Regions from separate parts of the Mus musculus genome. Here all the other regions are linked to region 2. A link is a loop called in an ENCODE intact Hi-C map of the cell type or tissue named here. Cell type or tissue: heart. All regions are shown on one strand. Region 1 holds the start of E2f5 (E2F transcription factor 5). Region 2 overlaps Car13 (carbonic anhydrase 13). Region 3 has its middle 100 kb from the start of Slc7a12. Region 4 holds the start of Rbis (ribosomal biogenesis factor).

What was found. Hi-C counts contacts between places; a loop is a spot of excess contacts. Peaks named below come from ENCODE experiments on the same cell type or tissue, not always from the same donor. Only the 100,000 strongest peaks of a DNase experiment are listed, where the experiment ranks them.
Region 1: a loop joins it to region 2, with 3 times the contacts of the local background. A loop is called at or near these places in 4 of 42 quality-filtered maps.
Region 3: a loop joins it to region 2, with 8 times the contacts of the local background. A loop is called at or near these places in 21 of 42 quality-filtered maps.
Region 4: it touches region 2 in a loop (7-fold over the local background); 12 of 42 quality-filtered maps call a loop at or near these places.

The regions. Positions count from the first base shown.
Region 1 is chr3:14,574,009-14,582,008 of GRCm38, reverse strand. It overlaps E2f5 (E2F transcription factor 5), which reads right to left and starts at 3,338. Exons shown (of 8, transcript NM_007892.2): 1 at 2,986-3,338. The coding sequence starts at 3,189. In heart, CTCF peaks have their summits at 2,122 and 3,129; a DNase peak (open chromatin) is centred at 3,338; H3K4me3 peaks cover 2,321 bases; H3K27ac peaks cover 1,890 bases.
Region 2 is chr3:14,662,956-14,670,955 of GRCm38, reverse strand. It overlaps Car13 (carbonic anhydrase 13), which reads right to left. Exons shown (of 7, transcript NM_024495.5): 7 at 7,954-8,000. Among named protein-coding and RNA genes, the nearest start is that of Car13, 25 kb to the right of the region's middle. In heart, a CTCF peak has its summit at 3,638 (motif pointing right); no DNase peak of the experiment used is centred here.
Region 3 is chr3:14,377,139-14,385,138 of GRCm38, reverse strand. No RefSeq gene overlaps it. Among named protein-coding and RNA genes, the nearest start is that of Slc7a12, 100 kb to the left of the region's middle. In heart, CTCF peaks have their summits at 3,235 (motif pointing left) and 3,442 (motif pointing right); no DNase peak of the experiment used is centred here; H3K4me3 peaks cover 504 bases; H3K27ac peaks cover 309 bases.
Region 4 is chr3:14,607,838-14,615,837 of GRCm38, reverse strand. It overlaps Rbis (ribosomal biogenesis factor), which reads left to right and starts at 4,582. Exons shown (of 4, transcript NM_001099674.1): 1 at 4,582-4,628; 2 at 6,181-6,297. The coding sequence starts at 6,184. In heart, a CTCF peak has its summit at 4,134; a DNase peak (open chromatin) is centred at 4,467; H3K4me3 peaks cover 1,892 bases; H3K27ac peaks cover 1,213 bases.

The sequences.
Region 1 (8,000 bases), 89 kb after region 2:
GACACTCTCCTGCTTTGTCTCTAAGAAGCCGAGTACTCTTAAATACTTCAAGTAAGAATTACACAGTAGGGAATGAAGAGGTGGATCAGCAGGTTAAGAGTACTAGCTGCTCTTCCAGAGGACCTAGATTCAATTCCCAGTATACACATGGTGGCTCTCAACCAGCTGTAACTCCAATCCAGGGCATCTGATGCCATCTTATGGCCTCTGCAGCCTCCACAGACAAATGAAGTGCAGACACACACTCATACACGAAACGTTTACAAAAGAATCCTATAGCATTTGTCTGTTTATTAGGTGTAGCATGCACAAGGGTCATTTCTGCTGTACATGTCAGAATTTTCTTTCTAAAAAACAGAACAGTCACTCACTGAACCTCATTTGATTACCCACTGAAAGATATCTGAGTTGCCCACCTTCTGACTATTTGAATAACACTGACAGGACCACAGATTGCACAAATACCTGTTCCGGAGCCCACTTTCAATTCCACAGGAGCGAGGGCTGGCCTGCGAATCCCAAGGCAAACAATGGTGGCCTGCAGAGCTCCAGACATCCTTCCTCATGCCAATTACCTCCAAAACCTTGTTACCGTCTAAAAGCCTAAGGCCGAATCATGTCTCTTCTAAGTGGTTATCATTTAGGTCATTTGTTATGTATGTGTCTAGTTCTGGGAGAGAATACTTAGGTGTCATTCAGATAATCTGTAACTTAAATAATAATAACACAACATACACAAGCCACACTGTCCCTGCAAAGTTCAAGATGGCATTAGAATGGCCAATGAAACATAGCAACTCACCTGTAAAGTGTACAGAACAGGAATTTTCAGAGCAACAGACACTCACACTCCTTAACAGTTCAGTGATTAAGCTACAGAAAAATAAAAACTAGTTTAATCTGTTTCTACAGAATCTGCCACCAGTGCTCTCTCTCCTTTCCAGATGGATGCCCATCACCTAACATGTTAGTTTACTCTAAGGGTGTAAAATTATGCATTTTTTTTTCTTTACACAAAAGAGATCCATAACAAACAGATATATAAAAACTTAAGTTTATTTTCAAGAACTTACTAGTTCTTAAAGGCAATACAGCATAGAAAGTAACAGTCCAGTTTCAAATGTCCGATCTCACTTAGCAGACCTAAGCCAGGACTTACCTAAGTTTAGTGTGTCGGGCACACATTTGGATGGGAATATTAGGCTTATCCTCTACAGTCGTGAATATTTAATGACCACTCAGGGTATTTAATGAAAAAAATATATTTCTATATTTATGATTTTCACAAAAATGAAGGATTCTATTATAAAAATAAAGTGCACGTTTTAAAATTTCCACTTAGAAATTTATTGTAAATAGGACTATCTTTTAACATGTATTATTAGAATATCTTAATATCTCACGATGATGTACTATAAGAAGCATCACGAGGGATAAATACTTCAGTGTAAGCCATTTTTATACATATGGTTTTATATGTATTCATAAACATAAAAAGTATGCATAAGTAAAATGTTTTTCTACCTAGCCAAAAGAAAGGTATACAGGTCTCTGTAAGTCATTACTTATTATTTTAAGTAATTATTTATTACTACAGAAGTCTTTGAATCTTTAGGATAGATCCAGATAACAGAAAGACTTTTGAATATCAGACTTCTGCTATTCAATGCCAGAACCTGCTGTCATACATGTTAAGTAAGTCAAACAACTAAATCTAGAAATCATTTTCCGAGGTTTGAGCATATTTCAGGACAAACCATCAAATCCCACGTTTACCCGGAAAGCCCCGAAATTCTCTGAATTTTTTAATGTAGTCATCCACTACAGGTGAATTTAACTTTAAACAGCAGATTTCAATGGGTGTTTTGTAGCATCAGGTGTTTCTCTGCTGACCTCATTAACGCCAGTGAAACTGGAAACCGTACCATTTGAATTCAATACAATTTGAGTACTGTAGATGCCCATTAGAGGAGGGAAAGAAGAGGTGAGGGTAGGGTGGGGGGAATAAAAGTGGAAAAAGGTCCCAGGAGTAACATTTCCAAATATGAACCGACACTAACTGGCATCTACACCCAGGAAAAGGGGGGAATCCAAGTGCCAACAAGCCAGCGCCTCCCACTGGGCCAGGACAGGACACTCAGCAGAGTTCTGGAAGGCAGGCTTCTCCTGTTAAGACTCCTATTTCCTATGCCTTGGCCACCCACGGTCTTGAGGATGGTAATAGCTTCAAGCCAGGAGCTGTGAGGAGTCATAAGAGGCTATTCGCTGTGACTGTAAACTAGCAATTTTGTTTATTTTTGAAGTATTGGCTCTTTCTGAACCTCCTTGTACTAGCTGAATTTTAATTCGCACGATCCCATACTGTTCCCCTTTCCCTGCGTTGTGGAATCCTTCCAAGTTTTGCCAGGAACGGTTAAATCACTATGACTGAACTGCTTTAAATGGACGTTGTTGTTTGAAAAAAATCCGAACCATAGCAAAGAACGAAGCAAACATCCTTATAAAACCAGATAAAGCTTACTAAGTAATTTCACCACTTAGTCTGAACGGCACAAAATGACCCCTCTCTGTGTGACCGCAAATCTCAGGTCTAGAAAGTAGAAAGATTCTAAATTAAGCCAACAAATCCAATCTTACTTCCCAATTCTTAATTCTCGATGAAGAATGTCCCCTTCTAAAAACTACTACTTTAGAGGAGGTGTGGAAAGTTTTCTCTTTTCCTCTTTCATTCCGAAGAACTGGCATGAAAGTTCTTCAAAACAGGAATGAAGTTCTGCAGAGCGGTCGGTCCTTAAGCGAGTCCAGAGCAGAGCGCGAATTCCTGGGCGCTCGCTCCGGGTGCTCCTTTGTGGCCAGGGCCGCGCGGTGGCCGGTCGGTGGGGCCCCCGCATCCATCCCGGCCCCTCCGGGTCCGGAGTCTCGGCGCAGTGGGGGTGGTGGACCCAGCACCCTCGGGCGGGCCTCGCCCTCCCCATCCCCGCTCACCGCTTTGAGATCCAGGACGCCGTCCTGCGCCTCCTGCAGCAACGACACGAATTTGGTGGTAAGCAAGCCCAGGCTCTTCTCGTGCCGGCTGCTGCCCCCCGCGAGCGCCGCGGACGGCTGCGAGGATGGCGCCCCATGCGGCGGCGGCTGAGCCTGGGCCTGCGGCGTGGGCTGAGCAGAGCTCGTGGGCTCCGCCGCCGCCATCACCGCCGCGGCCCTGCTGTCCTCTGGCGAGGAGCCGCTCCGCCACCGGCAGAGGAGGTGCGCGGACTCCGCTCCCCGCCCACGGCGCGCCCCGCGTCCACCAGTCCCCGGAGCCGCGCGGCTCGCGCACGGCACCACAGAGCGCGCGGATTCACACGAGCGGCCAGCGCCGCGAGGGTGGGCCCGAGTTTAAATGGCAGGAAGTGACGCCGCGCGGCGTTGCCTAGTAACGCACTCTCCGCGGAGGGGCGGGGCAGTCGGGTTCCCTCAGGCGGAGCGTGCTTTTGGTCGGCCTGGAGCGCTCATCCCTGATCAGGTGCAAGTATTGTAAGGCTCATCTTCGCGTAAATAGGAGAACGCCGCGTCCCGGAAGGTTTTGGGACTCTGACCTTCAGTCTTTTCCAAAGCCTTTTCTGCAAACAGAAGCACCTGAGCCTTGACGGTGAAGGAAGTAGACCCCCAGCTCTTTCCTTACCTGCCTTTAGTGTTCTTTACAAAATTATACTCTTTTGCTCCCCAATAATTCTATTATTGAGACAATCGCAGCATCTTTTGACTTATTGACATCGTAAACTATGGCTCGATAGTAAGATCACAGATATAAGAGGAGGAAATGTGCTCCCACATTTTTTATTTGCAAACTTGAGACTCAGGATTAAAATCTTCAACACCTTGGGTGGGTAAGATGGGTCGGGGTAGTGTGGGGAGCAACCTCTCAGAGGCAAAGGGAAGGGGGTATGGGATGAAGAACTTTTGGAGGGGCTACCTGGAAGGGGGGGTAACATTTGGAATGTAAATAAATAAAAGTTTACAAAAAACAAAAAACAAAAACAAAAAAAAACCCAAGATCTTAAACAACTTGGTATTCGCACCTGTTGAATATCCTTCACACTTAACAAGTAGTAGGTGACTAAAAACATCATTTGGCAGGAATTAATGAAGACATATCCTTCATGCAAGAATGCCCAAATTAACAGTAGGGAAAAAAAAAAACAAAAAAACAAAACGCGAGGAGAAACTGACAGCATTAACTAGTAAATCCTGAAAACAATTTTAAACCAAAATTTTTCCAGGCGTCTGGAGCAAAACTTCTGTAGGGGAAGCATTTTCCTTCAGAGCTGCAACACTTAAAATCCCCGTCTGCCCCCCCAATCCACCTGCAGATTCTATTCCACTGACCCTTTCCAGAGAGATACCCTCTTTAGCCTGTCTTGTTACTTAGTCTTTCTGGGTCTGGGGATTGTAGCATTATGTTTACTTTACAGCTAAGATCCACTTATAAGTGAGTATGTACCATGTTCATCTTTCTGAGTTTGGGTTACTTCACTCAGGATGAGGTTTTTGAGTTCCATCAATTTGCCAGTATATTTCATGATGTCATTTTTTTTTTTAAACAACCGAGTAATACTCCATTGTGATAATGTACCACTTATTTTATCTTTAAATCCATTGTTCGATTGAGGGAATGTAGGTTGTTTCCAGTTTCCGGCTATTATGAATAAAGCTGCTGTGAACATAGGTGAACAAATGTCCTTGTAATAATATGTAGCATCCTTTGGGAATATGCCCAAGAGTGCTATAGCTGGGTCTTGAGGTAGATTGAGTCCCCGTCTTTTGAGAAACCACTATATTGATTTCCAAAGAACCTGTACTAGTTTGCCCTCCCAACCAGCAATGGAGGTGTGTTTTCATTGCTCCACATCCATTCCCCAGCAGAATTTGTCACATGTGTTTTTGATCTTAGCCATTTGACAGTTGTAAGATGGAATTTCAAAGTCGTTCTAATTTGTATTTCTCCTGATGGCTAAGGATGTTGACCATTTCCTTAAGTGTTTCTTGGCCATTTGAAATCCTTTTGTTGAGAATTCTCTGTTTGGATCTTTACACCATTTTAATAGGATTATTTAATTTGTTGATGTGCGATTTCTGGAGTCCTTTATGTATTTTGGATATTAGCCCTCTGTCAGATGTGATGGGATCTTTTCCCATCCTGTAGGCTGCTGGGTTGTTTGTTTGTTTGTTTTCTCCTATTAATGGTGTCCTTTGCCTTATGGAAACTTTTCAGTTTCATGAGGTCCCATTTATCATTATTGATTTTATTGCATGTGCTACTAGTGTCCTATTCCGGAAGTTGTCTTCTATGCCTATGCTTTCAAGGCTATTCCTCATTTTCTCTTCTATTAGATTCAGTGTGTCTGGTTTCATGTTGAGGTCTTTGATCCACTTGGACTTGATTTTGTTCAGGGTAATAGATAAGAATCTGTTTTTATTCTTCTACATGTAGTCATCCAGGTAGACCAGCACCATTTGTTGAAAATGCTTTCTTTTTTCCATTGTATATTTCTGGCTTCTTTGTCAAAAATCAGATTACATAGGTGTATGGATTTACTTCTCGGTCTTCAATTCCATTAATCAATGTGTCTATTTTTATGCCTAGACCATACAATTTGTATTATTATTGTTCTGTAATACTGCTTGAAATGGTGATGGTGATACCTCTAGATGGTCTTTTATTATAGAGGATTGGTTTAGCTATCCTGGGTTGTTTTGGTTTTTTTTCCCCCATATGAAGTTGAACATTGTTCTTTCAAGGTCTGTAAAGAACTCTGTTGGAATTTTAATCTTAGTGCACATTTTCATTATGTTCACTCTACTGATTCAGGAACATGGGAGATCTTTCCATCTTCTGAAATCTTTAATTTCCGTCATCAAATACTTGAAGTTTTTATCATTTTGGTCTTACTCTTGTTTGGTTAGAGTTAGCCAAGATATTTTGTAATATTTGTGGCTATTGTGAAGTATATTATTTCCTTGATTGCTGTCTCAGTCTCTTTTGTCATTTGTATATAAGAAGGCTATTGATTGTTTTTTTTTAAGTTAATTTTGTATCCAGCCACTTTGCTGAAGGTATTTATCAGCTGAAGGAATTGTCTTATAAAATGTTTGGGGTCTCTTATGTATAACATATTATCATATGCAAATAGCAACACTTTCCAATTTGAATCCCCTTGATTGCGTTTAGTTTTCTTATTGCTCTATCTAGAACTTCAATTACAATATTGAATACATATAGACAGTAGGCAGCCTTGTCTTGTCCCTGATTTTAGTGTAATTCCTTTGAGTTTCTCTCCATTTGATTTCATGCTATCTATAGACTTGCTGTAAATTGCCTTTGTTATGTTTAGGTCTGACCTTTATATCCCTGACCTCTCCAAGGCTTTTATCATGAAGGGGTGTTGAATTTGTCAAATTTTTTTCAGTGTATAATGAGATGATCATATGTTTTTCTTTCAGTTGTTTTATATGGTGGATTGATTACATTGACTTATTTTCATGTGTTGAATGTTTCCTGTGTGTCTGGGATGAATCCTATTTGATCATGATGGATGATCTTTTTGATGTGTTCTTGGATTTTTTTTTTAAGACAACATTTTTTGGTATAACAGAGCCCTGCCTACCCTGGACTCACTTTGTAGAACAGGATAGTACTCTCAGAGATCTACCTGCCTCTGCCAAAGGCATGTACTACCACGATTGGATTGGTTTTTGTTGTTTGTTTTGTTTTTTTGTTTAAGATTTATTTTATGTGTAGGTGTACACTGTAGCTATCTTCAGTCGCACCAGAAGAGGGCATTGGACTCTAATCCATATGGTTGTGAGCCACCATGTGGTTGCTGGGAATTGAACTCAGGACCTCTGGAAGAGCTGTTAGTGCCAGCCCTGGATTTGTTTTTGTTTTGTTTGTGTGTTTGTTTTTTGTTGTTGTTGTTTTGTTTTTGTTTTGTTTTGCTTTTCTGTTTTTTTTTTTTTTTTTTTTTTTTTAGTATTTTTACATCAGTCTTCATGAGGAAATGGTTGTATAATTTCCCTTTGTTGAGTCTTTATATGGATTAGGTGTCAGGGTGACTATGACCTCATAAAATTAATCTGGCAATGTTTCTTCTGTTTTTATTTTGTGGGATAACTTCAGGAGTATTGGTGTTAGCTTTTCTTTGAAACTCTGATAGAATTCTGGGCGAAAATGTTCTGGCCCTGTGCCTTTATTGGTTGAGAGATTTTAAAGTCTGCTTCTATTTCCTTGGGAGTTATAAGTCTATTTGATCTTGATTTAAGTTATCTGATCTTGATTTAACTTTGGTAAGTGATATCCATTGAGAAAACTGTCCATTTCTTCGAGATTTTTCCAATTTTGAGGAATACAGGTTTTTGAAGTAGGACCTAATGACTTTTTGGATTACCTTGGTGTCTGGTGTTATGTCCCCCTTTCTGTTTCTGATTTTAATTCGGGTATTCTTTCTTTGCCTTTAGTTAGGATAAGGGTTTGTCTTTGTTGATGATTTTCTTAAAGAACCAATTGTTTTGTTTCATTGATTGTTCATAATGTTCTCTTTGTTTCTATTTTATTGATTTCAGCCCTGTTTTATTATTTCCTGCCTTCTACTCCTCTTAGGTGCATTTGTTTCTTTTTGTTCAAGAGCTTTCAGGTACGCTGTTGTTAGTATAAGATATCTCCAGCTTCTTCATGAAGGCAAGTAGTACTATGAACTTTACTCTTAGCACAGCTTTCATTATGTCCACAAACTTGGGTAGTCGTGAATTCATTTTCATTGAATTCTAGCAAGCTAGTGGTCATTCAGTATAGAGTTTAGTTTCCGTGAGTTTGTAGGCTTTCTGTTATTTCTGTCCTTGCTGAACTCCACCTTTAATCTGGTTTGATTAAACCTTTTGCAGAAGATTATTTCAATTTTCTTTTATCTGTTGACACTTGCTTTGTGACCAAGTAATTGTTCAGTTGTGGAGAACATTCCATG
Region 2 (8,000 bases):
GATCTGGGCCTTTAATTTAGTCAGAAGATCTCTTCCTAGAAGCGGTGTGGGACACTCAGGAATGACCAAGAAGGAATGACTCACTTGGCCTTTCCCCAGATCTACAGTGCATGCAGTGGTCCAGGGGTATTGTTTCTGACCAGTGGCTCCAACCACTATGGTTCTTTTATTTTTTAATTTTCTCAGTGGATGTTTCAACACAGAATGTTCTGCCCCTGTGTCAATTAAAAAGTCCATGGGAGTCTCTTTCACCATCAAGCTTACCCTAGGCTCGGGGAGGGGGCCTGAGCTCCGTCTCCCCTATTTATCATCTTTCAGAGTCAGGACCTTAGGGGCCCTTCCCTTTTTCTTTGGGCATTCTCGTGCCCAATGTCCTTTTTCCTTGCAATAGGCACATTGGTCCTTCTCTAAAATCTTCTGGACAGATCTTCTTTCAGGTCTGGGTTCCTTGTTGCCCAAGTACCCTGTCTGTTCTCTGGCCTGTTCCTTCCTTCACGTTCGCCTACTACTGCGGCCAAAATCCTGCTAATTCCTCTCTTGTATTCTCCCTCTGTTTCTCTCTTGGGATACACCTTCTCTGCTTCCTTAACTAAATCTTGTAAAGCCATGGCATGTAATCTTTAAAAGCCATAGCAACCGCGGCTTGTTAACCCTCAGAGGTCGGGTTAAAAGAAGTATAGTATCTATAAGCTTCTATCAATCTTTCTAAAAAAACAGATGGGGGCTCTGTAAGGCCCTGCATCACTTCTCTTACCTTAGCCAAATTGGTGGGGCGTCTCATCGCTCCCTTTAGACTAGAGCCCGGCCAGTAAACTGTCAACCTCTCCTTACCTTGCGCCGTGTTGTAGTTCTAATCTGGCAGGTACAGAGGGAACCCAGCGTTCCAATTGTACAGATCAGCCGATGAAAAAGGCCAATATTTGAGGGTCTGCAGAAACTTCCTGTCTGTGGGCGGGTTACCCACAGCTCACAAAGGAAAAGGCAGAAGTGGTGTCAGGAGCTTCATCTGCTGGGGGACTCTGGGCTTGTCGGCTCCGGGTCCCAGCTGTAGGTCCTCCGTCCTCAGACTGTGCCTTTAGCAATCTCAGAGCCGGGCGCAGGGACTGCTTCTTAGGGCAGAAAGCGAGGGCACTGTGCTGACCCACTCGAGTGCATGGGAGCAGCCGGGGGAGGGCTCTGAGAGGCGTGGGGGAACCCATGGTTTGATTTATGGCGGTGAATTCTGAATGAGGTAAGGCTGTTGATCCAGGTGGGACCCAGGTCCACTCTGAAAAACAATGGCTTTAACTTCAAAGATAAGAGTAAACCAAAAGTCCCTTCTAGTGACCATTTTACATTAAAAGTCGGCTACTCCGAGGCGCAGAAAGTCTGCCAGGGTCCCTTCTTAATTTCTACTGAAAGATTATGGGTCCTTGATCTAACTTCAGTCCAGTGATCTAAAGTCAAACTTAGGGGGGTCGTTACAGTCCGTCCAGTACCACGGAAAACACAAAACAAACACACATACACACACTGACAAATACCTGAAAACAGACACAAAAAACAAATACACACTGACAAATGCCTGAAAACAGACACAAAAGACAAACACACACTGACAGATGCCTGTTTTCCATCAAACAGACAAAACCAACTCAGAAATACAGATGGTCGAGGGAGTACACTCCCCGCCTCAGACGGACTCCGAGAGTCCTTCCCCTCGCTCAGGGCTTCAGAAATACAGATGGTCGAGGGAGTACACTCCCCGCCTCAGACGGACTCCTAGAGTCCTTCCCCTCGCTCAGGGTGTCCCCCAGAGCGAGCAGCAGCCGGTGATTCCAGCACATCTGCTGTTCACATTCAGTGCCTCATCCCGAGGCAAAGGTCTCTGTTTCTCACGAAACATGGCGGCTGCAAATTTCAGCACAGAACCTAGCCAGCTTACAGAAATATTTTTGGACAAAAAAATTTCACCTCCAAGTGGGTCTTCGGAGACGTGGGTGGTCACGCTAATCCCGGATGAGCCCCCAAGTGAAAGACTCCGGGAGGAGCCCTTCGCTCAGGCCTCAGGACAATAGCGGACACCCAAGAACTCACGACAGACCGAGCTTGTTGCAAACCACATGAGGCTTTATTCGGGGAAAGCCAGAGCTCTGGGGATGACTCATATCCCACGCAGGGGTAGAGGAGTCATCCTCAAGGGGAAAGAGTTCCCAGTTTTTATAGGCCCTCAGGGGGGAAAGGAGAAGGGGGAGATTAGGGGACTTCCAGATCTAAACAATGTCTATTCTCAAGAAATGGGTATGGGAGGGGTACAAGGAAAGAGTCTAATGAAGGTGCAGCAATGGGCACACACCTGGTCAGAACATTGGCAGACATACAGGTTCAAGGAGTGGCCAGAGTACTGTGCACCTCTATTTTTCTAAATCAGTGAAGCTAGTTCTGCTAACACTGACGTCTATCTTGCCAAATTCAGGGCTTCTGTGTCCTTTTACATTCTGCCAGGATCTTTCAAACTCATACTCTATGCGAGGGTGTCTCATTCCCTGGTACTGGAATTATAGCTCATTTAAAGCCATCCTTTGGTTGTTGGGAACTGAACCCAGAATCCTTTGGAAGAGCAATGAGTGCTCCTAACCTCTGAACCACCTCCCCAGCCCCTGTTGAAACCTATCTATCTTAATACCTAGCTATGTACCTTTGAATGCATAAGCTAAAGTGACTCAGTTCTCATTTTAATAACATTTCATTTTTTTGTCTTTGTTTTCTTAATTAAATACAGAGTTAGAATAAATTAGAAAAGGCAATGAAAGGTTTAACTTTTCCAGTTGTAGTTTGTTTTCTGCAGATCTTCACAGTTATTGATTTAGAATAATATAAATACTACTTTGGTCATGATAATGAACAATATATTAGATATTTATTAATAATATGTTTATACATTTATAAATATACAAAAGAAAACCTGTGAACAAAATAATATACAGACATGCTCTTTGTTGCTACAGTCTCAATTTCTATTGAAATATCAGCAGACTTAGCCAACTTTTTTATTATTAATCATTTATTATAAATGATTCCATTCATTTACATCTCAAATGATATCCCACTTGCTGGTTACCCCTCCACAAGCTCCCAATACCACAGCCTCCCTCTCCTACCTCTCCCTCCCCTTTGCCTCTATGAGGTTGCTTCCCTGCCCATCCACCCTCTCTTGTCCCACCCCTCCAGCTGGGGTATCAAACCTCCACAGGACCAAGGGCCTCTCCTCCCATTTATGTCAGACAAAGCCATCCTCTGCCACCTATGTATCTGGAGCCATGGATCCCTCCATGTACACAGTCCTTGGTTGGTGGTCTAGTCCGTGGGAGCACTGGGTGGACCCACCAGCTGATGTTCTTCCTCTGAAGTTGCAATCTCCCTCAGCTTCTCCAGTCCTGCCAGCTCCCCAACCAACGTCCCTGAGCTCAGTCTGATGGTTGTTAGCCAACCTTTTTTAACCAGAAGCACACATATCAAACCAAGAACACAGCAAACAATATTTTGGCATTAGTATAAAATAATGCTGACCACACTGACCACTGAATGTGTCTCAGGGATTATCCTGGAGGCAGCAAACCACTCAGAACTGTTGGCCCATGACATTTCCCTCATTGTCCAGAGGGTGGCAGTAGGTTTGAGTCTGAGCTAGGTGGCCTTTGCCAGAACAAAGCTCTTCTCTGGTTTTTCTTGGAGTAACTTCATAATTGCCAAAGCAGCGTTTCTTTACCAAGCAAATTGCTTGTGTTTTTACTGGAACAATGTAGAGCACCTGCTGTTTCATTGGGGGAAAATACATTGCAAACTATGCTAGTCTTAAATGTAGTGGGAGCATTTACTTTCATCTATGTGTTTATTCACTAGTATTCAACAAATACTTTTCTCCTTCACCTCCTCCTTCCCTCCCTTCCTCCCTCCCTTTACATATCCCTCCTTCCTTTGACATTCCTCCCTTCATCTCTCCCTTCCTTCCTTTCTTCCTGCCTTCTATCCTGCTCCAGCTCTCCTCCCCTCTGCCTGTCTTCCCTTCCTTCTCCCACCTCCACCTTTCCCCTGAGTAGCCTTGGCTGGCTGGGAACTCCTCCTGTAGACCTGGCTGTCTTCAAACATGCAATGATTCTCTGCCTCTGTATATTGTCTTCTGGGATTCCATTGGTGCTTTTGGAATGACACATAAGGGCAGATTATTATAACAATCCATGCTGTTTGCTGATTTATGTTAAAGGCACTAAGAAAGAGAAAGACACGATTCAATAAAGACATCTCTTTCCCTGAGCAGTGTCTTCCCATGGCTATGGTGACTTGGTTAGGCATTGGGAAGATTTGCTCTTGGCCAAGGAAAATTCAAATAAGATTCTTTTTAATATTTGTGAACATAGAACCTGTCCTTTGGCACTAGTTTAGATCACAAACAAAGGAAGAACCACCATCTATGTATGAGAGAACTCCCAAGAGTGTAGACAGACTGGGTCTCGATCTTGGCCCTTTGCTTTGCCATTATAGAAGCCAGATTACTGTTTTTTGCTTTTTAATTTAAAAAATATACTTATTTTTATTTTATGTATATGAATATTTTGCTTACATGTACCTGTGTACTACATGTGTGCCCTGTGCCATCAGAATTCAGAAGAAAGCAACTGCACTAGGTCTGGAATTACAGATGATGGAGAACCACCATGAAGGTGCTGAGAACTGAACTCAGGTCATCTATCTGCAAGAGCAACAAGTACTCTTAAGGACTGAGCCATCTCTCCAGCTGCTACTTCTGGATTTTTTTCTAATTGTGTGAGTCAGTAAATACTACTATTTCCCTCAGATACTTTGAAATTTCCATCATTCTCAAAATAATCCTGATATTTGTCCCTCCCATTCTGTATCAGCTGCAAAAACCTCCAGAGAGGAAAAGAACCTCACTGAAATGCATCACACCTGAAAACACTTTTGGCTGCATTAGCTTCTCTATCTTCTCTATGGTGCCATGCTACCCCATAAATACACCAAACTAAGAAACTGAGTATCTTATGTTGATCAACTGTGTTCTTGTAGTTTGGAAGATTTGACCTGTCTAAGAGCAGAAATAGCCTCTCTGTCATCTTTATATCTAGCACAGTAATTGTTTCATAAGATATCCATTAAGTCATTGTTAAATTTCCAGGAAATAGATGTGTAACAAAGGTCTTCCATATCTGGAGATTTCCAGCTCAGCTTCAAGTGACCCACATAAAGGAGGATCACTTCGATGGATGACACTGCTGGGGAAATCTAGAGAACTCTCCATATTTCTCTGCCTCAAGCAGGATTCCAGAGGGGAGTTGGCCTCTCAATAAATAATGACGAAGATGGTGGTGGTGGTGATGATGATGATGAAGATGATCTCCAAGCCTATTCAACTTTAGCTATGTGGCCATGGCTTGTAGACCACTAATGGGAACACTGACTCCCAATAAAGAATGAGGAGGTTTACTGATTCTATTAATCTCATGTCCTGTGCTTTTAGTTTGATTGGCTAGTTGGTTTGGTTCTGGTTTTGCACTTTCCATTATTTGTGGTATTAATTCCAAGCATTTACACACTCCATTTGAAATATTGAGTAATTTGTGCCTTCCTGTAGGGAAATTTGCATCATTTTATATTGTTTCAATGTTAACAAATAGTGTGTGTGGTGTGTGTGTATGTAGTGGAGGCCCCAAGAGGTTCACTATTCCTCCAGTTCCTTCTGTCACCAGTCAGCCACAGATGACTAGAACTGCCTGCATAAAGGTAGTTATTTCCATAAGTTCCCATCAAAATAGAGGCATTCACTACATTTTTTAATAATTCACACCTCTATTAGAAACTTGGTGCTGAGTCCTTCTGATCTCATGAGACATACACCCCCAAGACTTTCTCGAGCTTTCATGCTGTGAGCACAGCTAAGAAAAACCAACTGCTGCCCCCACCCAGAATAACTTGTACTGAAAACAAACTCATTGACAGGGATGTTCATGGATGCACACACTGCCACTGGGAGATTGGCTCTAATAGTAGCAAAGCAAAGAAATATGAGGCTCTGTCAGAAAGACTTTTCTCAAACCATGACAAGAGTGGAGGATTCATATCTGGTATAATTCCTCTTTGGAGGGCCAAACCTGAGGTTCCAGTCACTTCAGAGAAGTATCTTAATTCAGTGCAATGAAAAGTGGTTTGCATTTGCCAACACTAAGAATTGTGCGGTCCTCACTCACTAGGCAAAGCATGAAGGCACTGGCATGTGAACACTGAAACTATGAGGACTCGGGATGGCATCGTACTTTAAATAAGTTAGGAGAAATGGCTTTGTTTTGCCTTGCATTGGGCTTGAAATCTTTTATAAGTCTGACATTATTTCCTTTTAAAGGTATAGAATATACAATTCTATTCTGCTTGTTGAATATATAAAACCTTGCTTATTGACAAGTGTTTTTCTTTTCTTTATTTTTGTTGAATCAAAATCAAATTATAATATAAAATACTTAACAAGCATAAATCCAGTAGGTGATGTGGGAAGTAGGAGAGCCACACGAGTAACTTACAATCCTACTTAATGAGAACACTATGAAAATTTAAAGCACTGACCGCCTACCTCCAAGAAATACTCATAAGCAGATGGTCACCAAGAAAACCAGTGCTAGGTGGATGGTTTTCACCCACTATGGAGACACAGAGCTGCAGTGAAAACATGAGTTACCTACTGGGTGCATGTCATTACAATCCCCACCTTCACACATTCCAAACTGAGAAAACACACTCCCTCTCTGACTAGAATGCATCCCAGCATGTGTTTCCAAACTAAAGAAACCACCCTTAAATTCCTTCCCACCATTTAAAAATTATATTTTTAAAACCATTTTTAAAGTCTTTTAAATAAATACAGGATTTATTTGCTTCGTTGTTTTACTTGATTTTTACCTAGAAGTGAAAAGAGCTAATGAGTCTTAATTTTTTATTAAATTATTTTATTTATTTACACTCCAAAATTTGCCCCCCTTCCCAGTACCCCCTCCCAGAGTTCTTCAGCCCCTCCCCTTTGCCTCTAAGGGGGTGCTCCCCCACCCACGCATCCCCCCTCACCCACCCACTCACACCCTTTACCCACCCACCCACCCTCAGCCCGCTTGGGGCATCAAGTCTCTACAGGATTAAGTGCATCTTTTCCCACCAAGACCACACAAGACAGTCCTCTGCTACGTATGTGCCAGGGGCTGGAGGGGGGCACAGATCAGCCCATTTATGATCTTTGGTGGATGGCTTAGTCTCTGGGAGCTGGGAGATCTTAGGGTTCTAGGTTAGTTGATACTGTTGTTCTTCCTATGGGTTGCCATCTCCTTTAACTCCTTTAATCTGTCCCCTAAGTCTTCCAAAGGGATCCCAGACCTCATTCCAATAGTTGGCTGTAAGTATCTGCCTCTGTCTCAGTCAGCCTTAGTCATAAGGAATACACAAATCAAAACAACCCTAAGATTCCACCTTACACAAATCCGAATGGCTAAGATCAAAAACTCAAGTGGCAGCACACACTGGTGAGGATGTGGAGAAAGAGGAACACTACTCCTACTCTGTTGCTAGTGGGGTTGTAAACTGGTACAACCACTCTGGCAATCAATCTGGCAGTTCCTCAGAATATTGAAAATAGTTCTCCCTGAAGAGCCAGCTATACCACTCCTGGGCATACACCCAAAAGATCCTCCACCATACCACAAGGACATGTGCTCCACCATGCTCATAGCAGCCTTATTTATAACCCCAGAAGCTGGAAACAACCCAGATGTCCCTCAGTGGAAGAATGAATACAGAAAATGTTGTTCATTTACACAATGGAATACTATTCAGCTATTAAAAACTATTTTTAAGAACCTCTGGTTATAAAAATATGGATTAATAAATATTACCTTTAAAAATCTTCCAAAAGATAGCTCTCCTATTTTAATTATTTTATTAACTTGGCTGCATTTTATCTCAGATAG
Region 3 (8,000 bases), 290 kb after region 2:
TCACATTTTATTTGTCCTTAGATAGTTTAAAACAATGTATTTTTGATCACAATGTATTTGATCACACCTAGTTCTTCTGATTCTTCCCAGGTCCCTTTTCACAATTTTTGCTGTTCATATACTCTTGGATGTCTGGCCATTACTGGAAAGTGAGCCACTCTCCAGGGGCTGTACCCTGAATGAGCCATAGCTCACCTGTATATTACTCATAGCTCATACTGTGTATTACTTGTTACAGTGAATTTAGTGGGGGATTTGATGATTTTAAAATGGAAAGAATAAGGCAAAATTTTTAAAAGGTTTACTTATTTTATATATGTGAGTACACTGTCTCTCTCTTTAGACACACCAGAAGAGCGCATTGGATCCCATTACAGTTGGTTGTGAGCCACCATGTGGCTGCTGGGAATTGAACACGGGGTCTCTGGAAGAGCAGTCAGTGCTTTTAACCACTGTGAAATTTTATATCATGAATATTTAATATACCAAATATAATAGTGATGCATCATTATTATAAAAATTACATAAAGTTTGAAAAAAGATTAAAGGAGATGATTAAATTAGTTTGTGTATTTGTGTTGAAGTTCAGCATCATTTGTATAATTGCTAGTACCAGGAAGATAACATGTTCAGGTGAATAGTAAGAATATATTCGAAACATTTGAAAGTGGACCACAAGACAGGTTCCCGGAGAGCTGTCACCGTGTGCCTCCTAGCAGCTGCCAGAATGCCAAACTGGGAGGAAGCAAGAAGTGTATGGTTTGCCAGAAGACAGTCTACTTTGCTGAGGAGGTCCAGTGAGAGGGCAACAGCTTCCATAAATCCTGTTTTCTGTGCATGATTTGCAAGAAGAATCTGGACAGCACCACTGTGGCAGTGCACGGCAAAGAGAGCTATTTCAAGTCATGTTACAGCAAGAAGTAAGAGCCAAAAAACTAAGGCAACAGGAGGGGCACAGGCACTCTGAGCACGGACAAGGATGAGTGTCTGGGCATCAAGCCACAGGAAGCTCCCGGGTACAGGCCCACCACCAACCCAGAGGCATCCAAGTTTGATGTAACCATACAGTCTATGATGCAGAGAAGGTGATTGCTGCTGAGAAGTCCTGACTTAAGTCCTGCTTCCGATGTGCCAAATGTGGCAAAAGCCTTCTGTCAACCCTGGCAGACAAGGATGGTGAGATCTACTGCAAAGGATGCTATGCCAAACACTTTGGGTCCTTGGTCCACTCAGAGTGAGACTGCTGTGGCCTGTGCATATTGCCTACTCCTGAGCTTTTAATCAGCAGTCCATTCCCAGAAGCCTTGGACACCTCCAAGATTCTTTCTCACTCAGCCCTCCTGCACATCATTAATGACTTGGGTTTGGGTATCTGGCTTCTTTTGGTTTAGGGGTCTGCCTGAACTCCTTCCCCACTAAGGGCTTCCTCCTGCCTGGCATTTGATACCATTACCTTTAGGAGACATCTGTCTAGTCACCCCTTTCCAGAGACCAGGTCCCTCACTCCACACCTCACCCCCATCGACCTCTGTTTCTAGGCTGAATGTCCACCCTCTATTGGCCAGGACACCTGAGCCCATGCCATTGGAGCCCAGTAGAGCAAACCAGCAGTGTAGGCAGGAAAAGCTGGGTTTATTGGGCTAGAAAAGGTTGTGGTTTATTGGCTTCCAGAGAGTTTCCTCTGGGTAGGAGTCTGAGATTCTTGGTGCATCTCAGTCTGAGAAGTCCCCATGAGAGGCAGGGAGGTGCAGATAGAATTGTGGGGCCATCAGAAAGAGCTCTTTCTCTGGCGTCTTGCCTTTGAGTGTGGAAATAGTGAATTTTTTTTTTCATTTAGGAATGGAGAGCAACCCATGTCAGAGTACCCCAAAGTCTAGAGTTTGCCTGACCTCCTTAGGCATCAAGTTCCCTCTTTGATGGGCAAGGAAGATCCTAATGAATTCCTGAACAAGCATTTACATTTATCAGTCATCCAGATCTTGGATTAGTCAATTCTGGGTCTAACCTTGGGTCGGGTAGCTGGGATGGACACTTTTTGATGCAGCATAGCCCAGGGTAGAGCTGTGTTCTAGCCACTCCTGAGGGTTCCTCTGAACCCCACGTCCTCATTCCTCTCCAGCGCAGACACAGACCCTTCTCCTATCACCCCATCTTTCTCTAGTAACCTTCATTATCTTGCCCAGCCCATCCAGGCCCCAAGGTAAGGAGCAGAGGGGAGAAGGGGAAGGGCTGGGCCTTGATGCTCCCCAAGACGGAAGGGACAAGGCTGTACATCGATTCTCTGCAAGGGCTGTAGGCATGGGCTGTTGAAGCTGATTTATCATCTGATCAATAAAGCAATTTAGAACTGAACTCTTTCCTCATCTGTCTGTGGGGGTCCTAGGGACCCAGGGAGCCAGGGCTGGATTTGGCAAGGCCTAGTTGAAATGAACCAAAGGCAATCACTCTGGAGTTTTCTAAGGTCTGTTTACTTTGTGGTATTGGTTCTAAGGAAACCAAATGATCAAAGGCCACCACCTTCCCCTATTTGCCCTCCACCCCATCTCAGGATGCGGGGATTTTGTGGACTTGGCTTTTGAAAGGCTCAGTTATGTCCTGACAATGTACTCAGCACTTCAGCTTTTGCAAAGCCCCTTGTAAAGAGAAATTCAGCTAGAGGACTTTTTGTATCAACTCCAGAGATCTCACTTCTTGGAAGTGTGTGTGTGTGTGTGTGTGTGTGTGTGTGTGTGTGTGTGTGTGTGTGTGTGTGTATGGTGGGGAGAGGCAGCTAGCCATCTGCTTTTCTGCTAGGGCCTCACAACCAGCTGTACGGAAGAGCAGGCTTGGAAAATAGGCTTGTCTGAAGGGTTGTAGTGTTGTTCATCTTAGGTACACCTACTGTACCCAGAGCTATGCTGTGTCAATCCATGAAAATGCGCCCTCACTGAGTTTTTCAAAACAGTGAGTGGAATTTAACCAATAGGTTTTATGCTTTTATTAGCCAGAGGATCAGGCCAGCAATGCTCCAACATTGGACCTACAACACCTGCCCAACAGCTGGAGATCAAAGAGTGTTAGCCCTAAGTGGCCCTGACAATTCTCAAACATGGCTCAAGACCTACAGGAAATTCTCAGGGAGGTTTGTGCGCAGAGGACAATGGTTTATTCCATAAACACAAATGGATCCTCCTACCTGGACGGGACACACAGAATACCATGATCCAAAGGTGGAGACAGGCTGCCCTCTGCTGGCTGCGGAGGCCCAGCACAGTACCATCAGGCCAGCCCTAGTACTCTGTCTCACTTTTCCCCATTGACCTTCTCACAATCACGCAGTGCAGAAGGGACTTCACACATCATTTATTTATACACAGTGAAGCTCGGGTACCAGCAGATGGCCGTAATTGCGTAGGGCGTGGGGAGCCACAGAGATTTGCAGGCGTCGAGTTTGCTCTGTACGGATCGACACCAGGTGGCGCTGTGGGGTCAAGGCCAAAGGCAGCCACTCCGTTTTTCTTTTTCTTTTTTAAATTTCATGTTATTTTTGTTAGCTACTCCCGTTCTGCTGTGGGTGTTGATGACCCAGTGCTTCCGCGAGCACATCTAATGTCCCCGGAAAGAGGTGTGCTCTAACACTGACCTGTGGCATACCAAAGCACAAGAATGACCCAAAGGAGAGAAACTGACAGAGTCCCCCTTTTTTTCCATTTAAGGGCGACCTGGACATGGTCCAGGATGCCCGTAGGGGAAAGAATGGCATAAAGGACTCCCAGTTGCATGAGTGTCCTGGCCGTTTAGGTGTGGTGGAAGAAAGCTGCCTGTTCTGATGGAAGTCGTGGCTCCATCAGTCTTCCTTCAAGACCACAAGTCTGGGTCATCTAAAAGGGTGGCTTCCATGGGACATCAGTCTTCAGAGATGAGGGAGAATGTGTTTGGAGATTAAGGCAGGAAGAACGTGAGTTCAAAGCCAATCTTGCTACAGAATAACCTTGCTACAAAAATGTGTGTGTGTGTGTGTGTGTGTGTGTGTGTGTTGCTATTAGATGTTTAAGTAATCCCCAAATCAAGAGTACATACTTTGTGAAGCTACAGTCCCCAACATCCTTAGGCCCTGGTAAGGGTGGGGGTAGTTTGAGAAATAGAACACAGACCCTTGGGAACCAGTCATTGGATGGTTCTAACTCCCTTCCTCCAGTCCCTGGTCCTGCCTTCAAACACACACACACACACACACACACACACACACACACACACACACACACACACCTGTTACTAAAACCATTGCAGGGTGTGGAGGGATGCTTTTAAAATAGATCCCAGATCCACCCTATAGATTCTGATCAGGTCGGGATGGGACATGGGAAACTATTTGAAAAGTGCTTGCCTGAGATGATGCTCATACTGGAGCCCTTGGAGTCTATGCCAGCTTTGCCAGCCTTGCCAGTTGGTCTTACAGCAAGGGAGCCCTTCCCTCTGCAGCTCACTTGCCTTAGGACTAATGGTTACAGGAACTTCTGGAGCTGTTTGTAACCAGTTGTTATGAGTAGAGAGGACTTATTTGAACTTTCTGTTTCTGTTCTCCAGAGTCCATGAGAACAGGTTTAGACTTCTCTCACCTAACATCTTGCAAAGCTTTGAAAACAGCTGTCCTCCAGTCTGACTGGGCTCGCTCCTCTTTAACCCCATCCCCACAGAGATACTTGAAGCCTTGAGGGTCCTTTTTATTAGTTGAAGAAGAAAGAGGAGTTTTCAGTGTAGCTCCTGGAAGAGCACTTAGCAGGCATGTGTGAGGCCTTGGATTCAATCCTCAGAAAAACTGCATTGAGGGGCACACCTAGGCACTTGAGGTACTTGGACATGTCAAGGCAGAACCATTCTAGGAAAGATCTATAGACTTCCTAGGGCTAGACTACCCTAATAGTGTCTCCTTCTTTTGGTTAGTTTGGAAACATAAATTTGTCATTTCTGGTTTATTCTGTATCACTGATAATTCAAAGACCATTGACCTTTTGAGACTGAATCATCTTATTTATGAACCACTAAACCAAAGCCAGGAACCAGGGAACAATTTGGGACACAGTTCAAGGTCAAATGGCAGAATAGGATCTGCATAGAACCTCCTGAACCAGGACATATCCCTATAATGTAGTACTGTCTATAGAGAAGCTGGCTTGCATTGAGAGGTAGAAGGGAGAGCAGAGAGCTAGGACTATAGTGACTGTCAATATTTATGAAGCCTAATTTGGATGCTGTCTTATCTAGTGCATGTGAAAGCCCTTGTAGTTGAGGGTGATACCCTATATTATAGAAGAGGAAAGTGAGAGTCAGTGCATTTTTAAATGACTTACACAAAGTCTCTGGCAAGTGGTGAAGCCAAGATTGGAAGCAGCTGTGTAGCTTTGGGTCCTCCTCCTCCCCTTTGTGTGTCAGGGCCTTGTTTGTGAAGTGAAATGTTGGCCTAAATTAGTCCTGGGGAAATACTTCCGAGGCTCTGATGTGCATATATATCTCCTGGGGAATCTTGTAAAACACACGATCTAGTTCAATAGCTTTGGGTGGAGCCTGAGCCAAGATATCTCTCACAAGCTCCCAGGAGAAGGTGGTGCTGATGTTGCAGATCCAGAGACCATACCAGAGCAGCCAGGCTTAAGAGGACCCACCCAGCTCTGATGTTCTTTGTTTATGAGCTTAGGAAGACTTGCCTCAAAGGCCTAGAAAATTCAGGAAGTAGATTATCCTGACTGAAGATCTTAGTGGGCACTTCCAAGTCTGGACAAGCCTTTGTGCCCAGTCTGAAGTGTCTGCTCCTGACCCTTCTATACTGCCACTCTGTTGACCTTGGACTGACATCTCCAGAGTTTTCAAGGGCATGCCTGCTTACATGCCTCACATAGTCATGGGAATACACTTGCACATGTGCACACACACAACTCTTTAAGAGCTGTTTTATGAATCTTTATGTCCCCTTTTGCCTTCCAATGAGGATGGAGACAAGTACAAGATGGAACTTGTATTCACTGTGTCACAGTGAGCAAAGCCCTTCTTGGTGTACTGAATGGGGCTTGTGGAAGCAGTACTGTAGCCTTTGCTTGGGTAAACAGTTTCATTAGAGACAGTTCACTAGTGTAGCATGCATAGCCCATTTTGGTGAATATATGCATACCTTGATAGCCGTGTCCTTAGCTAAACAGTGTTCAGTCTTAAGAAACATGTTTCTGTGAGTGAATTTAATGGACTATCAGAAAACTAATGTTCTCTTCATGGTGTCTCTTCAAGAGGGGTCACCTTGCTGAGGTGGAGAGACTGTGTTCCTGAACCTATGAATGTCATCTCTCCTGCTTTGCCAATCCCATGAAGAGAACTCAGATTCTGTTACCCTGGAGCTTAGCCAGAGCCTGACTCAAGGAGCCCTCCATGACGCTGCAAAACTAGCTCTGACTTTCTCTCCTGAGATACTCCAGCCATGTGTTCATCTCTTCTTGACCTTGTTCCCAGGCTGGACACCTCATAGTCACCTTCTCTACCTGATCATGGAATCTGGAAACTTGCTTATCCCGAAAGTAACAGGACCATTCAGAATTCTTGTCATGAAAGACCTGAAAATCTGAGGCAGGAAGAAGTGTGCTTACCTTCTCACCTATAAAGACTCAGTGTGGACTCCTCTTCCCTGCCATTCTCTCTCCTTTCCCTGTCCCTAGTGGCTACTTTTTGAACCCTCCTGTGAAGGTCAGCTCTCCAGAAAGACAGAAAGCCGTCATCAAGTACAGAGAATCACAGAGCAGGAAGGAAACCTATAGCTCCTTCTCTTAGTCCCATAGTACCAGTGACGGTATTCCTTTCTACTATTCTGGATACAAACACATAAAAAGCAAAGGCAAATGTTTGGTAGGACCCAGGACCAGCTAAATTGATTGCCTGCCATAGGCCTGGGGACCAGGAAGGTAGAGAAAAGATATCATCCTTTTTTGAATATTTTTAAGGCACATGCCATAAGACAGTACGCCCATCAGTGTTGGAGCACAGATGATAATGATGATGATCTCATTCAGACAGTAATAAAGCCAAAACTTTTCTGTCAAAAAAGTGGACCACAGATAGAAACTGAGAATTTAAAGACACTAAATATTTCTAATGTAATAATAGGGGAAAAATCAGAGAACTATGAGGTCCAAATTAGAACAAGAAATTCCATGTAATAATAATATATAGGATGAGAATGGAAAAAGAAATGGAAGTTATTTAAGCTGACGGCATAACTATAATACTATTATAAGGAAATGTGTCATATAAGAGTTCTTAGCTCCTTAACTACTTAAAAGTGTTGATTCCTTTGTAATAAATATACCTATTTATGGAATTCTGTTATATTAAAAAATACATTTTAACATTTCCATGCCCTTTACTTTTGTTTTGGAAGCCTTTGAGATCAGAAGTCAAGTGGGCACTACATTGTTTTGTGCTGTGCAATAGATGAAAAATTTGTGTTTGAGAGAATATTTATTTTAAAAATAAAAAATTTCATTTACAACATTTTATTTTATGAAGTAAATATTTAGTAGGCTATTTTTACTCAGCCAAAATGTCTTTGTCTTGTTTGTCAGATGGTGAAACATTAAATAGCAATTGCAAGTAACATGTTATTGTTTTAAAATTATCAGAATGTTGATAAAGGTAAGCTTGAAGCCAGTACACCAGCAATCCACTGAAGAGAAAGATAACTTGATAGATATTTTCGATTTTAGGAGACTGAATCAATGGTGTCAAAATGAGAAATGAAGACAGAGCTAAAGTTCCAAATATAAATGGCAGGCATACCTGAAAGTAAAAAGAAACTTAAGATTAGTGGTGATTTTGTTTTCTGTTTTTAACAGCCATACAACATTACAAATATTCAAGAAGCAAAGGGCAAGGATGGATACAGTCTCAGTACTACCTTGTAGTACTGATATTTACTTTGCAACTGGCAAGTTGTGAAACCACAGAATTAAATCCAGCTATTTTTGCTAAGTTTCGATGGA
Region 4 (8,000 bases), 55 kb after region 2:
CCTTAAACTTTCTCATAAGGCCCTTAGCAACATCTTTCTATATTTTCTCAGTTTCCAGAGAAATTTGTCTTCTTTCCTAGTGTTACACCACTCTCTAAAAAAGTGTCTTCAACACATCTGAGATCCCCTGTTTTCAGCCCAGAACATGAGCATCATTGTTAATCATCAGAGGCAAGGTGATCAAATTTGTGGAATTTTGTGTTAAAATATGCTTTTAGTTTGTTGAGATTGTCGATAGCTTTAAGTGCAAGTCCCAAATAATTCAACCAATTATATATAGTGGATGAAAGTTTTAAAAGTTTTAAAGTTGGTAAAGAGCCAGGCAGAAGATATTTTAGGCTTTGTATGCTCTGTAGTCCTACTGAAACTACTCACTGGGCATTATCATTGGGCAATGAAAGAAGACAATAGCACAATGAGATTGATAGTGTGTCATGAAACACTAGCTACCAACACATAAATTTCATAGAACACTCACTATAGTGTGTTGTTCTTACTTTCACTCTTCTTTTCAAAATTATTTTTAGTGTATGGGCTGTATAAAAGTGAACGCTGGGGTTAGAGAGATGCCTCAGGGATTGAGAACACTAACTGCTCTTCCAGAGGTTCCAAATTCAATTCTAGGAACCACATGGTAGCTCACAACCATCTGTAATGGGATCTGATGTCTTCCTCATCTGGTGTGTCTGAAGACAACTACAGTGTATTCATATTCATAAAATAAATAAATCTTTTTTTTTTTTTTTGTAAAAGTGAACACTGGTTTAGACCTGGTCTTCTTGCTGTAGTTTCTAGATTTTTTTTTTCTTTAAGATAATCAGATCATAGCCTTAACAGTGTTCAGGCCTGGGTAACTGTTGCATGTCCATCCAGCCATTTTATGCTGTTATTAGTGTTACAAGGAGACTTCCTCATATACTGATACTACTGTTATCAAGAAACTTTCTTCTGCCCAAGTTGATTGCATATTATGTTCTATGATTTGGTGACCACTGACAGCAGAAATCATTTTGAACTTTGTATAGTTATCCACAATAAGGTTGGACCTGAATCAACCCTCCAGCAGCACTTTCTACACATATGTATGAGCTTTTATGGCTTTTGCCTTTTTAAGCTACCCCTGGGATGGGCCCCAACATAAAAGGAGGACACCAATATAAGAAGACACTTGGAATAAAATCCATTTTTTATATGGGTCAAAAGTTTTAAGTTCCTGAGACCTCTGTGGGAATTGACATTGTACTTGGCAGAACAAGGCATGTAGGTGAGGAACTGACATCCTGGTTGGCAAGTTAAGACATCACTACTAGCCAAGTCAAGGCATCCCACCACAGTTGAATAACCTAACAAATAGGAACAAGATAAGTATACAAAAAAGACATTTTCCTAAGGAAGTACCCAAACTCTAAATTCTGATTGGTGGAATAACTTGGCACAGATGTTTGTGAGTTGCATGCTTTAAATTTCTGTAATGTTCTGAGCAGGGGTCACAGTCAGTTCTCAAGTGTGGTCTGTAGCCCTAATCAATCAGTTCTGGGATGATTGCTCAATCTCTGTCTTATTGAGATCAGTGTTCATGTGGTTTTGGGGGCAACTTCTGGGCCCCAACGAATAGGTTTCTAGAATCTAGAATTATTTCTTTCATAAGTGGCATACTTTTGTGCATTTATTATAGTCTTTATGTATATTGCTAAGCATCATTATTCTTGCACACCCATAATCAAGGTTATGGTGACCTCTTGAAGAGAATACATGTGTCTTACCTTCCATTTAGGTTCCTGGGTATGGTGGCTTAAATATGCTTGCCCAGGGATTGGCACTATTAGGAGGTATGGCCTTGTTGGAGAAGGTGTGGCCTTGTTGGAGGAAGTGTATCACTGTGGGGGTGGGCTTTGAAGCTCCACCCTAGTTCAGAAGAGACAGTCTGCTCCTGGCTTCCTTTGGATGAAAGTGAAGAACTCTTAGCTCCTCTAAGCTGCCATGCTTCTGCCATGATGATAATGGACTGAACTCTGAACCTGTAAGATAACCCCAATTAAATATCCTTTATAAGATTTGCCATGGTCATGGTGTCTCTTCACAGCAATGGAAACCCTAACTAAGGCATGGGGTGTTCTGATTATTTTAGGAGACTGAAACCAGTCAGGAGAAGTAGATTAATGGGCTGATTTTAGAGTATCATCAGCACAAGGTTGGGTTTGCTCCTTAGACCACCATGACTTTGGTGATAGGGGGTTTTAATTATGTGTGGTCTCTTTTGCCTTACTCTTTATTTAACCCTTGAATTACTTCCAAGATCGTTGCTTCAGAATGGGCCTATATGAATGAAGCATTAGTGAGTCTCAGCAGAACTGAGGTTTTTGAAAGATGTGATAGTCAGTCTTGCTGACTTGATAAGATTTAGAGTCACCATGAAAATGAACCTCTAGGCATGTCTGTGAAGGCTGTCTTAGATTAGATTATTTGAGCGTGAAGGCCCACTGTGAATATGGAAAATTCCATTCCCTGGTTTGACTTGCAAACTACATAAAAAAGGAGAAAGGAACTGAGTGGCTGCACTTATCTCTCTCTGCATCCTGACTGTGCATGCTTCCAGCTCCGGCCTGATTGCTTCCACCATACTGGACTGCAAGACAAGTATTCCTTCCTTGAACTACATTTCTCAGGTATTTTGTTGAAGCAATGAGACAAATAACTAAAATAGATACATATGGTATATATGATTTTAGCCACCTTCAAGGCTGCTAGAAAAATTACAGGACAGCCAGGTGAGGTGGTGTGTGTTTATAATCCCAGCAACTGGGGAGGCCAAGTCAGTAATCCTGAAAGTTTGAGCCAGCCTGGGTTAACAATGAACTCTGGTAATATGATCTTTGTAAATATTTTTAAAGATTTTCAAAAGTCACCAATCGTTTTTTTCCTATACTTAATAGATCATTTGGTCACAGAATAAAATGGCATTTTGAGTTAGCATGTTCCTTATCTTTATTACCATAACATCCTATTCTGGTTTAGATTTCACTAATTCTCACAATTTTTTGTAATAATAGACTCAAAATCCCTTCAAGTACATAGGATTAAAAAAAAGTTCAAGGTATGCCTGATCTTTTATCTCTGATAGTTGAGCATTGTTCTTCCAGCTACAACTGAACCCAGGCAATCATAAGACATTGTGGGTTTTCTGGTTACAATACTTAAGCCAGTAGTACTGCCAGGCCATATTTCAAAGGTCCAGTTGTTTTCCCATCGTGGTGCCTTTATGTTCTCCCAGTTGCTGGATGGGATGGTCGCTTGAAGTCCCAGTTTCCCAGTGTTCTGTTGAGCCCCCACTAAGCCTAAGCAGCAGCATTCTCCCTAGCCCCTGTAGGGAAGCCCAGTCTTACCAGGTCCAACAAGGACCACTTAATGTGATAAAAGGGGTTACCCAGAAAGGATGCTGAGAAAATAATCAATGTCTGAATCTGGCAATAGCCTTCTATATAGGAGGCAGAGGGAAATACATTAACCTTTCTAGTTTGCCTTGTTAGCTGACAATAACACAGAAACGGATGTCTCCTTGCCTTGTATAATTCCTCTGCTTTTACCTGTACAACTATGTTTTTCCTTGGTATATGTAGCCTTATGTCACCATTTCAAACTAAAAGCTACACTCCACAGATTTTACAACCACGATGGTATTCTTTTACATATGTTGCTTTGCCTTGTACAAACATGTCAATAACTTCACATTTAAGGAACATACTTATGCCCCTCTCATTTGCTTCAGAATTCATAACTCTAGTTTTGCAAAATAGTTTAATGTTTTTCTATAAGTTTGGTTACTTGTGGCATCACTCTTACTCTCACACAAGGTAGACTTTTATTGTTTTGCCTTTCTTGGGGCAAGGGGATCTAATTCAAGGGCATCATTACCTGTGATATGAGCTTCACAGGTACTTATGTTTTTAGAACTTCACAGGCATTTTGAATACAAATTGGATATAAATATATATATATAATTTTGAATGATTTCTTGTACATCTGCTGTGCTGTAGGAAATTTTCTTTTTTGAACAAGTAAGTAACTTGAAAAGGATGCGAACTTTTTCTTCTTGTATGGACGCCGCCCTCGGTCGTGGCGCCACCTCTCGGACACTGCAGGGCCCGCGGCTTCGATTGGTGACACCAAGCATCTGAGACCGGAAGGACAGACTTCTCTGGCGAGAATGTTTTTCGCCTTTCGTGGGTGACGACCACCGGGTCAAAGGCGCGGGGTCCTAGCGAGGCGATGCGTGGAACCTCACCGGTGGGAGGCTTCTTCTCAAGTACCAGCTTAAACCTATGAAAAACGTCCATGGCATGCTAGTAGGCGAAGCTCCACTGAGTCGACTCCTCCTCCCCTTCGAAGGCGGCTCCTTCCGAGTGGGCGGGGTCACGGCGGACACGCCAGGCCCCGCCCAGGCTACTGTGAAGGGCCGGGCTAAGAGGCACCAGAGGGAGCTGAGGGCGTGGCCCGCTCGGGGAAGCCGGTTCGGTGGGTGGGGTTACGGCTGGAAAGCTCTCAATTGACTGGCTCGTCTTCCCGGAACTTCCTGTGTCCTGAGCTTGTGGATGGCGTCACTGTGAACCTGAGCAGCCGCGTGAACTTTGGTGAGAAGCTAATGGGGTTTTTCGGAGCGCTGGGGTGAAATGTTTGGGGCTCAGGCAGGGCGTGGTGGGAATGCTGGCTGCGGCGGCTCCGAGGGCTCTGTTCTGCCAACTTCTAGTCCTCTATCGATTCCTCGTGGGCGATCGAACTCCCGGGGTGCCCAGGCCCGAAACCTTGCGGCCACCCCTTAGCAGGGTATTTTAACAGTGTCTTCATCACAACTTTAAAATAGCACTTTTCCAAAATCTAGGTTTTAGTTAGGCTGCAGATCTTCTCGAATCTTTCTGTGTTTCCATCTTAGTAAGCATCGCTCGTCATTTGAGTCTGCAACACTATCCTTTGTTTGCTTAATGTTGATGTTAATATTTGTGCATGTAAAGTATCTGGTTGTGTATATATACGTACCCATTCTTTATTACTTCAGACTTAGTAAATAATTAGTAAGTAATAGATGAGAGGGTAGATGGGATGGAGGAGGTTAGATAACAGGTTGAATGACTTTTTACTTATTTTTACTCCTGTACGCATGCATTTTCTACTGTAATATTTTTGAGCAGAAGTACTGTTAGGGTTCAAGAGTGTGTTATGTGTGTATGTATGTTATGTATGTATGTAAATACATATGTATATATGTATTTGCACAATACATTCATTATATGTTGTATATATGGGAACATATATGCACATTGTGCATCCATATTGTTTGATTAAAAAACAAAAACATGCCAGGCACATTCACTGTATATGCATATTCCCTGTGTATGTATATTGAGGCTGTATTGGTGGAAGTTTTAGCCAAGATAGAAAGTTAGAGCAAAATGGAAAGGGAAGATATGACAGATTTTAGGCCAGAGCCAGTAGTACCAAGGATGAATAGACCAAGACATATTGCCCAGTGTATGTCAGGGCAACCATTGATGACTTTAATTTCTGGGCAGTTTATCATTTCATACTTTATAAAAATTACCACTGGGTGCAGTTGACTTGTGCAAAACTTTGGGAAACTTTCAGTAAAGAGAAAGATAAACAAAACAGTCTTTGTGGGCCAGAGTTGCAGCAGAAAAGCAGCCAAAAGCATATAGTGCAAGTGAAGATAATGAACTTCAGTAAATACCTACCACAGGTGCCTGGCATGAGTTTGCTTATGATCAAACAAAAGCAGGAAATGTAGCAGGAATGTAGAAATGTTCATGAGAAAAGCAGTATATCATAGTGACCGCTAGTCTAACTTGTATGGCTTTAAACCTTTGCATCACTTTTTAAATCTGTAAGATGGGGATAATGGTATTTACCACAAAGGGTCGGTTGTGTGTGTTGACAATACCAAGTTTAACCAAGAGCCCTTAACTAGGTGTCTCAGACCTGGTGCTAGGGATGCAGCAAGGACTGAGATGTGTGTGCCTCCTACCTCAAAACCTGGCAAATGTCTGGGAATGAAAAACAGGATTTATGTAACAACTTTTAAAATAATCAGAACTAAGATACCTTAAAATTTTACATTGATTTGTGGTTCAAAATATAAGCAGTTTAACTGAACCCTACTCTCTTTTCTAGACAATGGCCAAGAACAAATTAAAAGGGCAGAAGTCCAGGAATGTATTTCATATAGCTAGCCACAAAACTTTCAAGGCTAAAAACAAGGCAAAACCAGTTACTACTAATCTTAAGAAGGTGAGTATTTAAGTATTCTGGCATTGATTATAAGCAAAATGTAAACTAACAGTGGGATTTTGTTTTTTAAACCAGAAGTTCATAGCCTTCTTACTAGACAAGACTTTTTAAAAATATTAAGGTAAATACTGTTCCTTTTAAAATACAAATTTAAGAGGATTGCACATATACGAGGTGCTACACAATAGGCTACTAGGCTGTATGAGATTATAGAAATCACTGTTTAGACAGTATGAAGGATAGTTCTTACTAGTTCACTTGGCATATATTCAAGATTCCACTTGCAGAGGTATACTATGTAAGCCAGCAGCTTGGTAGCTAGTAGACTGGAATTTAAAAGTCTATAAAATGAAAAATTTGGCTGAAGTACAATTTTTTATTCTTCAAAATAGGTGCTTGAGCGATGGCCTAGCGTTAAGAACATTTATTGCCTTGGCAGAGGACCATGTCTCCCAACTGACTGTAACTCCAGTTTTAGGGATCTGATATCCTTGCCTGGCCTCTGTGGCACCCTTTATGCACATGGTGGATATAAACTTATGCAGATGCACATACAGAAAAAAATTATGTCTTTCTACTTCAAAATACATGAGAAAAAATTTTCAAGGCCAGCCTGGTCTACAGAGTGAGTTCCAGTACAGCCAGGGCTACACAGAGAAACCCTGTCTCCAAAAAAAAAAAAAAAAAAAAAAAAAAAAAACATGATTAAGTAGATCATACTTTAGCTTTCTAGGATGTAACAGTTATAACAACAGTCCACCACCACCCCACCCTGAAAATACCTGTAAAACCAAAAGGTTCGAAGTTTTTGTTTCTCTCAAGAACTGGGATATAGTTTCTAAAGGAGAACCTATATGGTTTCTTAACTATAGAGGAAGTAAAACTGGATGGGATGATAAGTCTGGAGTTTTCCACAGGCTTGTCTTTGTAGTTTGAAGGACCTGAATGAAGATGAGTTAATTCTACAGAGCTGGGGAATCCTGGGAGCAGTATCTTTTACCAAGAACATTCATCACTCCAAACCAGGAAAGAGTGTAGTCTATTTAAGGAAGATTGCTTTGTTGAACTATGATATACTAGAACTTTTACATAAGCTGAGAGGATCAGAAAAGGGTCTAAGTAGGTAGCCTAGAGTTCATATCTTTTCATATCTCCAGAAAGTAGTTTAGATTTGATGTTCGTGATAGACTAGAATTTGTGACAATGAATTTAATGAAGCCAGCCAGCAGCCAGCCAGTTGTAACTTTAGTTAGCTTAACATCTGGACTCAGGTCAACTGTGCTTAGCCAGGTTACCAAGCAGATTTTGTCGAGGGAGAAAAGAAATGGCTGTAATGAAGTGGTTGAGTCACAGTTTGGACTCCATGCTAGTGATGGGAAGTTTTTGAGTGGAACAGGTGAACTGTAAGCTGAAGGTGTCTTACAGGAGCAGGGGGTAGAGGTTGATTGTGAAGGGTCTAACAGCTCAGGACCTTCAGAGGAACAGGCATTAGACTAGGTTTGTTGAACTCATTCAGCAATGACTCCATACATACAGTGTCAGAGTCCGTGTTTTCAATGTTTTACAAAGCAGCAAATACATGTGGTGTTTCTGGGTGACAGTAGTCAGGGAGAAGTACTGGTTAGCTCATGAAGATGGTGGGACAAAGGAGCCAAAGGCTTTTAAGGAGAAACTGACAGTAGTGTTTAATGCACCATTTCTTT